Regions from separate parts of the Homo sapiens genome. Here all the other regions are linked to region 3. Evidence: chromatin contacts called from ENCODE Hi-C or POLR2A ChIA-PET data. All regions are on one chromosome and are shown on one strand. The core of a region is the stretch at or near the end of the contact, and the rest is flanking DNA. Distances in the headings are between cores, read along the strand shown.

Region 1 (4,042 bases), core at 38-2,537, 530 kb before region 3:
GCATAAAAGACACAGGTTACAACACGAATGTCTTCATCCTACACGATCTTTACTTTCTCTGTTCACAATGTGGGCTCCTTGGCTCCATTTTACATATACAGGAAATTTGGACACCGAATAGAGAGTGAATTTCAAAGGATTCAGAGAAGGCAAACCCATATGAGTGTTTAGAGTTCATTGATCACTAGTATCTTCTTAATTTTGTGAACACCGGGTTCTGAATTCCTTCATTGACTAGCTATTTCTCTTCATGTCTTCTACAAACATTCTGAAGTTGGAAATCCTTTTTATTGGTGTTTAGAATAAGTCAATGTTTTTCCTCTCTTTATATTTCTACTTGATATTCCTCAGTTTTCTGTATTATTAAAAATGAAATCACATTTTTGGATACTTGTGGTTTGGCCGGCTGGTTGGGAAACTTTTCTGGCATTCATTATTGCTTTTTTCTTTCCATTTAAAGAACATTTACTGGATTTGGTACTTGGCGAAAGAAACTGACAAATTAAGAAATGAGAGAGAGAATAAATGCACTGTGCATGCTGAAACCCCAAGAAGACTTTTTTTCTCCTACTTTTTATGGACCTGAGGTGTTGGAAATGGAAACATTGTTTCAAACAAAATCCAGATTTTTATCTCTCTCCCCAAGAGATATGGCTTTAATCTTTTTTCTTTTCTTCTGCTGCTTTTCTGAAACACTCTGCTAGGGGCTGATTTCCTCTTCTTTGAAACAGACCAAAATATCCCTGTGGGTGAAAAACATGCCGGAAGTGAAACAGAAAGACTCAGCTTGCCCCGTGTTCGTGGTCTGTCAACTTCTCTAGCCAGTGCCTGGATCCACAGCTCACTGCTGCCGGTTGCCCTGCGTTAGCCGCATTGCGGGGGAGACAGGAGAGGCTTGAAGGCTTTTTATATTCTACTCTCTTCTGAAGAATTCACAAGTTAGCAAGCACTCAACCACTACTAACCAGAAGGTATTGCCAACCATAACAAACTACACCCATCAACAAGGCCTCCCTCATATTGCAATCCCAGCAGAAAATGATGCAGGAAAAGCACTCCCCAAATCTTGGTTGCCTGCCACCCAAGTTCTTATGCCAAGATATGTGTTTAGCCAGTTCTAAGATGCTGCCACCTTTTCATGTGTCCAACACTAGGCTTTCTACCATAGTTCCCTCCACCCAGAATGTGTTACTTGGCTCCTACAAATGCAAGAGGAAGTGCCCTTCCCTGAACAGAAATCAAAACACAGGGTGAAACCACGACTTGTTTTCAACAGGCCTCCTGTTGTGAGCCCTCCCAGCTGTGCTGCCTTTCTCCAAGAGAGCTGGGACTGGCGGCTCGAAGCGGTATAAATGGCCTGTGCCTCTTCCTGAGGCTGCCTGTAACAAGTGTCTCAAGAGCAATTCGTCATCGGCTGGAGATTACCAACTTGGCTCACTGAACCAGATCGTGCTTTGTCACATGTGAAATTCTGATGTTCTAATACATGGCTTGTTTGCAAACTACGCCTTAAATAAATATATTCAGGATATTTAACAATATAGTGTTCTGAATTAGACCATCATTTACATCTGTATTTATTCAATAATCATTTACTAAGTGCCAAATACATGCCGAGTACTATGCCGAGTGCAACAGTTAAAACGCAGGAAAAAGATCGTATTGCCCTTACTGGGCTATAAATTCAAATCTCTGTCTCATCTCATCAAGCAATCTTTCCGCCTTGGCCTCCCAAAGTGCTGGAATTATAGGCATGAACCACCACACCTGACCCAGGAGAGTTTTCTTTAACGAGTGATGCTTGATCTCAGTTTTGAAAAGTATAGAGGTGTTCACCTAGAGGAGAGGAAAGAACAGAGCATTCTGGAAAGAGGACTGTGGAGCAAAGGCAAAGAGATATTACATAGCCTGGCATGGTTTGGGAACTATAAGCAGTTGAAGTTGGTAGTGAATGGGGCATGAGAGGAAGGGGAGGTAGGCAGAGGCATGATCGTAGAGAACCCTGTATTCCAATCCAAGAATCAAAGTCATCATCCTGAAGGCTGTGGGGGCAATATTGAGGAGATTCCCAGAAAATGAGTGATATTTACTTGTCTTCATGACAGCAAATTGAACAGCAGGGGTTGAAAACAGGGGAAGGCTAAGTAGCAGATCATTGCAATAGACCAGAAAAATGAAGGCTTGAAACTTCAACGGGCAACAGGGATGAAGAGTTGAGAACAGATTTGAGAGAAGTGAAAGGAGTAGGATCTGCAGAACTTGGAGACTGACCGGATTCTGGAAGATTAAGGAGATGGAGATGTCAAGGGTGAATGGTTCCCAGTTTATTATTTAGGAACCCGAAGGAATGCTGGTGTGTGCGGAATTGGTGGGTTCTTGGTCTCACTGACTTCAAAAATGAAACCACGGACCCTCGCGAAGAGTATTACAGTTTTTTTAAAAAAAAAAAAAAAAAGACGGAGTCTCGCTCTTTAGACCAGGCCGGACTGCAGTGGCCCTATCTCGGCTCACTGCAAGCTCCGCCTCCTGGGTTCATGCCATTCTCCTGCCTCAGCCTCCCAAGTAGCTGAGATTACAGGCCCCCGCCACCGTGCCCAGCTAATTTTTTGTATTTTTAGTAGAGACAGGGTTTTACCGTGTTAGCCAGGATGGTCTCGATATCCTGACCTCGTGATCCACCCGCCTTGGCCTCCCAAAGTGCTGGGATTACATGTTACAGTTCTTAAAGGCGTCGTGTCCAGAGTTTGTTCCTTCTGATATTCGGATGTGTTCAGAGTTTCTTCCTTCTGGTGGATTCCTGGTCTCGCAAGCTCAGGAGTGAAGCTGCAGACCTTCCCGGTGAGTGTTACAGCTCTTAAGTCGGAGAGTCTGGAGTTGTTCATTCCTCCGGGTGGGTTCATGGTCTCGCTGGCTTCAGGAGTGAAGCTGCAGACCTTCCCTGTGAGTGTTACAGCTCATAAGGGGAATGTGGACCCAAAGAGTGAGCACCAGCAAAATTTATTGCAGAGCGAAAGAACAAAGCTTCCACAGTATGGAAGGTGACGGGTTGTCACTGCTGGCTCGGGCAGCCTGCGTTTGGTCTCTTATCTGGCCCCACCCACATCCTGCTGATTGGTCCACTTTACAGAGAGCTGATTGGTCTGTTTTACAGAGAGCCGATTGGTCCGTTTTGACAGGGTGCTGATTGGTTCATTTACAATCCCTGAGCCAGACACAAAAGTGAGTGCTGATTGGTGCATTTACAAACCTTGAGCTAGATAGAGTGCTGATTGGTGTATTCACAATCCCTTAGCTAGACATAAAGATTCTCCAAGTTCCCGCTAGACTCGGGAGCCCAGCTGGCTTCACCCAGCGGGTCATGCACCAGGCAGCAGATGGAGCTGCCTGCCAGTCCAGTGCCGTGGGCCCGCATTTCTCAGCCCTTGGGCGGCGGATGGGACCGGCCGCTGTGGAGCAGGGGGCGGTGCTCCTCGGGGAGGCTTGGGCCATGCAGGAGCCCACAGCGGGGGGTGGGGGAGGCTCAGGCATGGCAGGCTGCAGGTCCTGAGCCCTGCCCTGCTGGGAGGCAGCTAAGGCCCCGCGAGAAATCGAGCGCAGCACCCGTGGGCCAGCACTGCTGGGGGACCCGGCGCACCTTCCGCAGCTGCTCGCCGGGTGCTAAGCCCCTCAGTGCCCGGGACCAGCAGGCCGGCCGCCCGCTCAGAGTGTGGGGGGCCCGCCAAGCCCACGCCCACCCGGAACTCTGGCCCGCAAGGCTGCGCGCAACCCCGGTTCCCGCCCGTGCCTCTTCCTCCACACCTCCCTGCAGGCTGAGGGAGCCGGCTCCGGCCTCAGCAGTCCCAGGGAAGGTTTCCCACGGTGCAGCGGGGGGCTGAAGGGCTCCTCAAGCATGGCCAGAATGGGCGCCCAGGCCGAGGAGGCATCGAGAGCAAGCGAGGGCTGCCAGCACGCTGTCACCTCTCACTGGTGCCTCTCATTTGAAAGGGATGTAGGAAGAAGAGCTTAATGGGGTACTCTCAGAAAAAGAATGCCGGGTTCTCTC
Region 2 (4,408 bases), core at 187-2,686, 910 kb after region 3:
TTCGAGACTAACCTGGACAACAGTGAAACCCTGTCTTTAAAAATACAAAAATTAGCCTGGCATTGTGGCGCGTGCCTGTAGTCCCAGCTACTCTGGTGGCTGAGGCAGGAGAATCACTTGAACCTGGGAGGCAGAAGTTGCAGTGAGCCATGATCGTGCCACTGCACTCCAGCTTGAGCGACAGAGCGAGACCCTGTCTCAAAAAAAAAAAAAAAAAAAAAAGTTCCTAAATATCAACTGCCCTCAGAAAGTCTTTTATAACTGGTTTATTCAAACCAGAATCTTCTCAGGGGCAACACATTGCATTTAATTGTTTTGACTCTAGTTTTTCTTCCCCTTTTCCTCCATGCTATGTTATTGACTCATTGAAGAAATCAGGCCAGTACTTTTGAAAGTCCCATTTTCATGGTGCTATTTAAACTTCACCAGACTCCTAAGGTAGAGCTGACTTAAGGAAACATCATAGCCACCACCGTGGGAGTCTCCTCCACTCTAGGAACCCTCCATTTCTTTCTTTCTTTCTTTTTCTTTTTTGAGATGGAGTTTCGCTCTTGTTGCCCAGGCTGGAGTGCAATGGTGCGATCTCGGCTCACCACAACCTTCGCCTCCTGAGTTCAAGCAATTCTCCTGCCTCAGTCTCCCGAGTGCTTAAGAACCCTCCATTTCTATCCTCCTCTTTGCTCCCATCATCCAGGAGCAAATCCCCAGGGCATTGAAACCCAAGGCTAAAGGCTCCTCTATCCCATGCTCTCTCATCTTTTGCTTGGAGGTCCATTTCCTGGCTTTGCAGTCAGCTGGTGTGAGCTTTCCAATAAAGCAGGGCCTGGACAGCTCTCCCTACAGCTGCCAGCAACAACCTCAGGAAGCCCCAGGGTCCTTCACTTAAGTTGCTGTCAAAGCCTTTGAACTTGGGGCTCCGGGGCTTCATTATGGGTAGCAGCAAACAGGAGCCACCATTTTTCAAAATGAAGTTAAAATCCTCCCCTTCTAACTCAATACATCTCTTAAATTCATCCCAGAAAAATAACCTGTTTTCCAAGTGACGTTAGATTCAGCAGCACCACCCCTACCCTATTGCCCCTGGGACTGATGATCTCCAGGCAGATGCTTCGCACCAGTGGCTGCTCCTGCCAGTAAAAAAAAAAAAAAAAAGAAGTTTCCATTGATTTGCTTGAGAAATGTAAGTTTGGGGCTGTAGTCCCTGCCGCAAGGTCAATAGAGAATTGTCTTGCCTGAGGTGCCCCAGGAAATCAGCCAGGAAAAGCAGGGATCTACTTTTCATTTCATAGGTTAGGGAGGGGGTGGGAGGCTGGGGCAGGGAGAGAATGGAGAAGGGGAAGGTTCAGATAGCTGTGTGTTTAGATCAGAGGACTTGGGCTAAAGTCAGCAAGAAAACATGAATATTCCAACACAAAGAGGAGTGGAGTTACGCCATCAGGGGTGTGGGCTGGAAACCCTAAAAGGACAGTTGCCTCCAGCTTGACATGAGTGTCTAGCTGTTTACTTTGGCTCACTGGATTTCACTTTTTTTGAGACAGAGTCTTGCTCTGTCTCCCAGGCTAAAGTGTAGTGGCTCAATCTTGGCTCACTGCAACCTCCACCTCCCAGGTTCAAGCGATTCCCTTACCTCAGCCTCCCTAGTAGCTGGGATCACAGGTGTGCACCACCACGTGCAGCTAATTTTTGTATTTTTAGTGGAGATGGGATTTCACCATGTTGGCCAGGCTGGTCTCGATCTCCTGGCCTCAAGTGATCCGCCCACCTCACCCTTCCAAGTGCTGGGATTACAGGCATGCACCACTGCGCTTGGCCTGGATTTCTATTTGTGTGTATTTATTTTTACAAGGAAAAACTCTCCAACAGCTATGTTTCTATAGGTGGAGTAGATCACATTTTATTCTTCCTGAACGTGGTAAAATGTTTCACAGGCAATTAAGAGTGGAGAAGAGAGAACTTTATACTTTTAACTAAATTCTCAATTTATGGATCAGTTAAACCTTTTCATTTTCTGGCTCTTCCTCTTAATTCTGTTTCTTGTTTTTCCTTTCTCTCCCTGCAAGGCTCCCCTTTTTGTCCCCCACACTCCACTTTATTTTCCTACTTTTATTTCAGTGGCTGGCAAAATCAGAGCGTTATATTTGATTTTGAAAGAGTCACTATGGAAGCTTAGGCAATCTTTTTCTCTAGAACGTTGAGTAAGGTGGGTCTGAGCCTGTCCTTTTTGCAGCAGCTTAGGGAGGGTGTGTGTCCATATGTGTGTGAGTATAGGAGGGGGTGAGGGAACCCAAGGCACCCCCTCCTTGCGAGACACAAAAACCTGATCCCCAGAGTAGGGGCAGAAGGCCAGGAGTAGGAGAAGTTTCTCTGTTTACTCCTTAAGATCTGGTGGTTGGGGGCTGTGCGTGGTGGCTCGTGCCTGTAATCCCAGCACTTTGGGAGGCGGAGGCGGGTGGATCACCTGAGGGCAGGAGTTTGAGACCAGCCTAACATGGTGATACCCTGTCTCTACTAAAATTACAAACTTATCTGGGCGTGGTGGCGGGCGCCTGTAATCCCAGCTACTCAGGAGGCTGAGGCAGGAGAATCACTTGAACCCCTGAAGGCTGAGGTTGCAGTGAGCTGAGACTTCGCCATTGCACTCCAGCCAAGGCAACAAGAGCGAAACTCCGCCTCAAAAAAAAAAAAAAAAAAAGATCTGGTGGTTGGGGCATTTTGGCAAATAGCTTGGCCACCACTTTATTATATGGTTAGTTTTGAAAGCAGATTGCTGAGAATGACAATGAAAGACAGAACTTACACTTTTTTTTTTTTTTTTTTAAGTGAAAAGAGCAAGGCAACTAGTTAGCATCTTCAGGTTCTGGATAACCTGCAGTGTAGGCTTCAGGAAATTGACTAAGGGAATCTGAGAGTAGACTGCACTGGCCCTCTCTGGACTTCGACCTTTAGGTTCTTTTCCCCTTTTCCTTTGCCTCTGCTTCTCTGAGGTCAGCACTCACTTCAATAATCCTGTCCCAGGGCCACCAGATCTCCTTGAGCTTCAGAAAACCCTCCTCTCACTGTCCTTCCCCAATGTTTCAATGAATGAAGGCTCACTGAGCATACAGCAATCAAACCTGTGATCCAGGTGGCACTAGGAATTCAGCAGTAGCAGTGTGGTTCCCACACTGCTCACTGGACCTTGGCTAAGACACCACCTGGGACCACAGCTGATGGCTGGGTGTTAACACCTACCTATTGAAGAACGGAAAGAGAACAATTAAATGACAAGTTTTGTTTTTACTCCTAAGTGAAACCACAATCAGGGATAATTTGTGATTGTAAAGTTGGCACATATATCTTTTTTTTTTAAATCAGGGGAATTTTTCTTTTACTTTATAAGAGAAAATTAGAAGCCACTAGACAGGAACTCACTCAAATTCTTGCCACAAACTTACCTGCAGAGGAATTCATCATTTCCTCCTTCTCCTCCATCATAGTGAAAGAGACATCTCATTGACAAAGCCAATTCTGAGGCTCTAAATCTCTCTTGCAGCCTCATTGACATTGCTGCATTGCAAGTTCCTTTTCTCTCTTGATGCTTCACTTGCTGCTGATTCATTGCCATCAGCATTTAAACAAGCCCAAGTGTCTTCTATCCTTAAAATCTTACCCTTCCTAGCTTCCCCACCCCTTTAATTCACTTCTTTATCTGACTTGTTTTGGTTACAGTTAAGTTTATTGAAACAGGTGTCCACACTCACCACCACTTCCTTACCCTCCACCCTGAAACTCTCCTTGAAATCTGGCTGCTGCCCCAATGTTCCTCTGACACTGGTCCAGCCAAGATCACTAACAACCTTGTTGCTCAATTTTAGGCTGTTTTCCCAGCATTATCTGACTTGAGCTCTAAGTAGCTGATACCAGTGACCATGGCCTTCTTGAAAGTGTCTTCTAGCTGGGTGAGTGGCTCATGCCTGCAATCCCAACACTTGGGGAGGTTGAGGTGGGTGGATTGCTTGAGTTCAGGAGTTCAAGACCAGCTTGGGCAACATGGCAAAACCCCATCTCTACTAAAAAACAAACTGAAAAAAATTAGCCAGACATGGTGGCATGCGCCTATAGTCCCAGCTACTCAGAAGGCTGAGGTGGGAGGATCACCTGAGCCTGGGAGGCCGAGGCTGCAGTGAGCCGTGATTGTGCCACTGCACTCCAGCCTGGGTGACAGAGTGAGGCCCTGTCAATAAAAAAAAAAAAAAAAGAAACTGTCTTCCTTGGTTTGGTGACATCTATCTTTTCACCACACTTCTTAGAATCCTTTGTGGGCTATTTTTCTGTTAATATGTTCATTGTAGAATCTTTGGGAAATTAAAAAAAATAGTCTACTTGTTATCTCCACATGGAAGTCTTTCTTTCTTTTTTTTTTCTTTTT
Region 3 (4,002 bases), core at 210-2,709:
TCAGGCTCCCAAGTAGCTGGGACTACAGGCACATGTCATCATGCCCAGCTAATTTTTGCAGTTTTTTTATAAAGACAAGGTCTCCCTGTGTTGTCCAGGCTGGTCTTGAAGTCTTGGCCTCAAGTGATCCTCCTGCCTCAGCATCCCAAAGTGCCGGGATTACAGGCATGAGCCACAGTGCCTAGTTGCAAAATTTATATAAGATCTAGAAAAATCTATTAAAATGGTGGTGGATTTGGAACTAGAATCTCTGCGTACAGGTCAAAGGAAGATGAACTATTGAGCCTAGAGAGAAGCATGGTAAATGGTGACAGAGATTTAAAGCAGATGAAGGCTCTTTATGAAACACGTTTATAAAACCATTTAAATTTGTTTCCTTTTACACTGATTACAGGAGACACTAAAGACCTTTGGGTTTGGTCTTTCAAGGAGAACAGGTACTACATTGGATCAACTTTAAATTGCTCACGTTAAGAACCATGGTTTATGCCACTTCTCCACATTGTCCACAAGATGGCACCATTTCCATTTCTTTGGGGGGCGTGCTTCTGAATGCAACAGAGAGGAGTGCAACTAGCAACTGTTAAAATCATTAACAGCCGCTAGCAATACACTGCCTACCTGACACATCCCAGCTTTATCCTTTGCTGTGGAGGCAGAAACTAGAAAGTACGATTCAGATGCAAACGATTGCATTATTTGTCTGGGATCTTCAGTTTCATAAAGAAATTTTTTTTAGTATGTAATAAGATACTAAAATTCTCATATTTTCAGACCAGCTCAAACTTCCTACAAATACATTATTTACCAAGAATTCGTTTGTTCAAGATCAGAATTAAAACAGAGAACAAGAACAAGCCCTGGACTCACGTTGGCGGAATCTTGACTTCTCTTCTGCTTCAAGTCTTTGGAGAGCACACGCATGATACTTTCCTTTGAAAACACAGATAACATATTGAGGGAGAAACTATTTAGGAAAATCATAATTTCAGGTGTGGAATTTTTCTAGATCTTGTGCTTGTCAGATTACACTTTTTTTTTTTTTTTTTTTTTTTTTTGGCAACTAGGCACCTTCAGAATATAACTAAATTACATCACTCAAATTTACGACCAGGGCTTAGAGTTTCGTACCACCTCTTGGTCCTAAACAGATATTATGAACGGGGCCTTCGGCCCCGCATTAGAGAGTTAGGGAGAATGCAGAAAAGGGTGTTACTCACCCACAGCATCTCCTCTTCCGTGCGGACCCTCCGAGGCGCGGTGCGCTCCAGTTTCCACTCCATCTCCGGCTGACTTCGCCCTGCCTGGCGTTTGGCCTCTCTGCTCGACTGCCTCTGGTTTTCTTCCCAGGTCTAAGTCAGTCTTGACGCCTAATCGTCAAACCCCTGGAGTCCCGTCCCCCAGGACCATTCTATTTCACCACCTCCCTCCAGGTCCCCCACTCCTCCCACCGCCGCTGCAAGGTGTTCCCCAGGGTACCATTTAAAAAGCCGGCGGGGCGGCAGTCGGCGCGGGAATCCCCCTCGCCGGCTTCTTATTGGCCGGCGCCGCGGTGTCGTCAGAGCCCGGGTGGGATTCCCCGGCGCGCGCCGCGGCCCCGCCCCTGCCGGCCCTCTCTGGGCCCCGCCCCGCCACCGCCTCCGGCCGAGGCGCGCACCCGGGCGCCAAGCTTTGCCGCGAGCCGTGGCGGGCCTGCGGCTGGGCCTGGCGCCGGGGGCTGCCACCGCGGCAGGAGGCGGAGGGGTTGGCGGGCGAAGAAGCGGGTTCTGGGAGTTCACGATCTTTCCATTTTCAGAAACAAGAATGTTTCCTTATAACGGCCCTGATCCCTGTTCCTCTGCACCCACTTCTCTTTCTCCAACCACACCCTGCCTTTGCAGGATCCGAGCGTGCACAGCTCTCCGGCCTCTGTCCGTTGGTAATCGCTGTGTCAGCTATAGATGTGAGGCGTGTTCGTCAGCTCTTCGTTTTCAGAAGGCAAGAAAACGTGGCAAGATTTCTATGCCGATCAAAAGGGAGAGCGTTGACATATTTATGCAATAAATTATTCCCTGCTCTATACATTGGGAGTAGTCAGGTCCTCTCACTCGGGCTTCTGAGCCCTGTTCCTTAGCAGGGGGTAGGTGAGAGAGGTGAAGAGGTAGTGAAAGAACCAGTGACAGGCAGGACCTCATAAGGCGTGAAGAGGGGGCCAGAAAGCTGAGCACACTGGGGACTCCGTGATAAAGGGGGAGAGGAAGATATTGAGGGTTGAGGAAGAGGTCTGGCGGGAAATGACAGGGAACCAGATGGGCTGTGCAGCCTTAGCTGCCCATCTGAGCTGCCAAGAGAGCCGAGTTGTGCCATATGGCAGGAGGGGACACTGCATCTGGGAAGCCTCTGACAGCCTGGCAGCCTGTTTGTCCCTCCCTTGCTAACCCCCCAACCATTTTTGACATTGGATTGTATTTTGCTCTAAGGCAATGTGAGTTTGTGTGTTTTTCTGGGGAAACAGTTCATAGATAGCAGATACTCAAAAGGGTCAGTGATCCAAAAAAAAAAAAAAAAAAAAACCTAAAACTCACTCCCCTGCTTTCCTTCATACTGAAAGCAAGAAAAAATGGCATTAGAACTAAGACCCAATCTTAGACCAGTTTTCTATGTACAATAATAATGCTGCATAGGGTAACTTAATCTTCAAATGACATATATCAAAATGTTTGATAGTCAAATAACTAGTGGATTAAAAGATCTCTAAGTTTCACCCACAAGAAGTCTATTTTCCTTGCAGTGGAGTACTCATTCCAAATTCCAGTAAATCTTTCAGCAAACATTAAGACTAAATAAAAGTAAACTATTATTGGATGAGAGTCAGATGCATTGTTAATTTAAATGATCAGTTTTGCAAATGCCAACTAAAACTCAAAGTATATTGGAAATAATATGAAGGACATATTATCTTTGTTCTATTTTTAAATATAGTTTACATTTAACCATTTTGTATAAACACAGAATAAAAGCAATTCAACTAATAAGCTCATAAATCCATGTAAATTGGGATTTTTAGAATCCAATTTCTTACAAGTACTAAGAATAGTGAATCATTCATTTAGAATGCAATTATCTGTAAAAATACATTTATAAATTCCATTATAGCCATTAATTCCACAGCATACATATACACAGCCTCCAAATGTCTTTTTTTCCCCTAGTGTGAAGTAGAGAAAGTATTAGTCAAATATCTTTAGGAAGTAATTATGCAGTTGAATATTCAGATTAAAACTTAACTTCAGAATGATGGAAACAGAAACTCGCCACTTGGCAAATATTACAGTAATAACTGTCAAGAATACTAAAATTACCTTGCATATGATGAGAATACTTCCCCCTATAATTAAACACAAAAAATAAAATCACAACTTTTCACTGGCCAAAACTGGCAGAGACCACCTTAACCAAGTGATCAAAGTTAACATCACCATTAGTGAGACATGTTGACATACTGTGCCTCATGAGAAGGACACATCACTTCTGTGATATTTTTGCCCCACAAAATGCATAACCTTAATAGTGAGAAAATACTAGACAAACCCAAATTAAAAGACTTTCCACAAAATTGGCCAGTACTTTTCAAAAGTATCATAGTCATCAATAAAGAAAGAGTAAGAAACTGTCACAGATTAAAAGAAACAAGACATGCCAACCAAATGCATTGCGAGGTCCTGGATTGAATCCTGGACCACAAAAAAGAAGATATTGGTTAGATAACTGTAGAAATTTGAATTGATCCATATCTGCAGATTAGTTAATAGAGTAGTAGTAATGCTGATTTCCTAGTTATGATTATTGTACTATAGCTATATAAAATGTTAAGATTTGTGAACGCTGAGTGAAGGATATAATGGAATTATTTGTACCATTTTTGTAACTTTTTTCTAAGCCTGAAATTATTTCAAAATGAAAAATATTTAACATCATGTGGTCATTCTATTAAAAAGCACTTTGGTAAGACTGTTTGGGGAA

Evidence for each region. Hi-C counts contacts between places; a loop is a spot of excess contacts on that map. ChIA-PET counts read pairs that join two places held with the same protein, here RNA polymerase II (POLR2A). Pooled maps may share reads with other maps.
Region 1: a loop to region 3 is called in a pooled map, with 3 times the contacts of the local background. The contact joins the enhancer-like site here to the promoter of CDC20B in region 3. A Hi-C loop is called at or near these places in 1 of 168 maps with a recorded cell type or tissue (MCF 10A) and 5 of 50 pooled maps.
Region 2: a pooled map shows a loop between it and region 3 (4-fold over the local background). The contact joins the enhancer-like site here to the promoter of CDC20B in region 3. A Hi-C loop is called at or near these places in 1 of 37 single-sample maps with no recorded cell type and 3 of 50 pooled maps. POLR2A ChIA-PET finds 5 or more read pairs at or near these places in 1 of 52 experiments (OCI-LY7).

Annotation. Positions count from the first base shown.
Region 1 is chr5:54,645,609-54,649,650 of GRCh38, forward strand. It overlaps a transcript of SNX18 not described here. Among named protein-coding and RNA genes, the nearest start is that of LINC02998, 97 kb to the right of the region's middle. Within about 2 kb of position 1,288, at least 32 of the 41 ENCODE cell types and tissues checked have a DNase peak (open chromatin) inside an H3K27ac peak, as active enhancers do.
Region 2 is chr5:56,077,644-56,082,051 of GRCh38, forward strand. No RefSeq gene overlaps it. Among named protein-coding and RNA genes, the nearest start is that of IL6ST-DT, 85 kb to the left of the region's middle. RefSeq lists enhancers at 570-649, 1,959-2,723. Within about 2 kb of position 1,437, at least 6 of the 41 ENCODE cell types and tissues checked have a DNase peak (open chromatin) inside an H3K27ac peak, as active enhancers do.
Region 3 is chr5:55,171,718-55,175,719 of GRCh38, forward strand. CDC20B (cell division cycle 20B) reads right to left here and starts at 1,460. Exons shown (of 12, transcript NM_001170402.1): 1 at 1,221-1,460; 2 at 871-933. The coding sequence starts at 1,283. MIR449C (microRNA 449c) reads right to left here and starts at 636; the gene lies at 545-636. RefSeq lists silencers at 1,184-1,478, 1,566-1,895.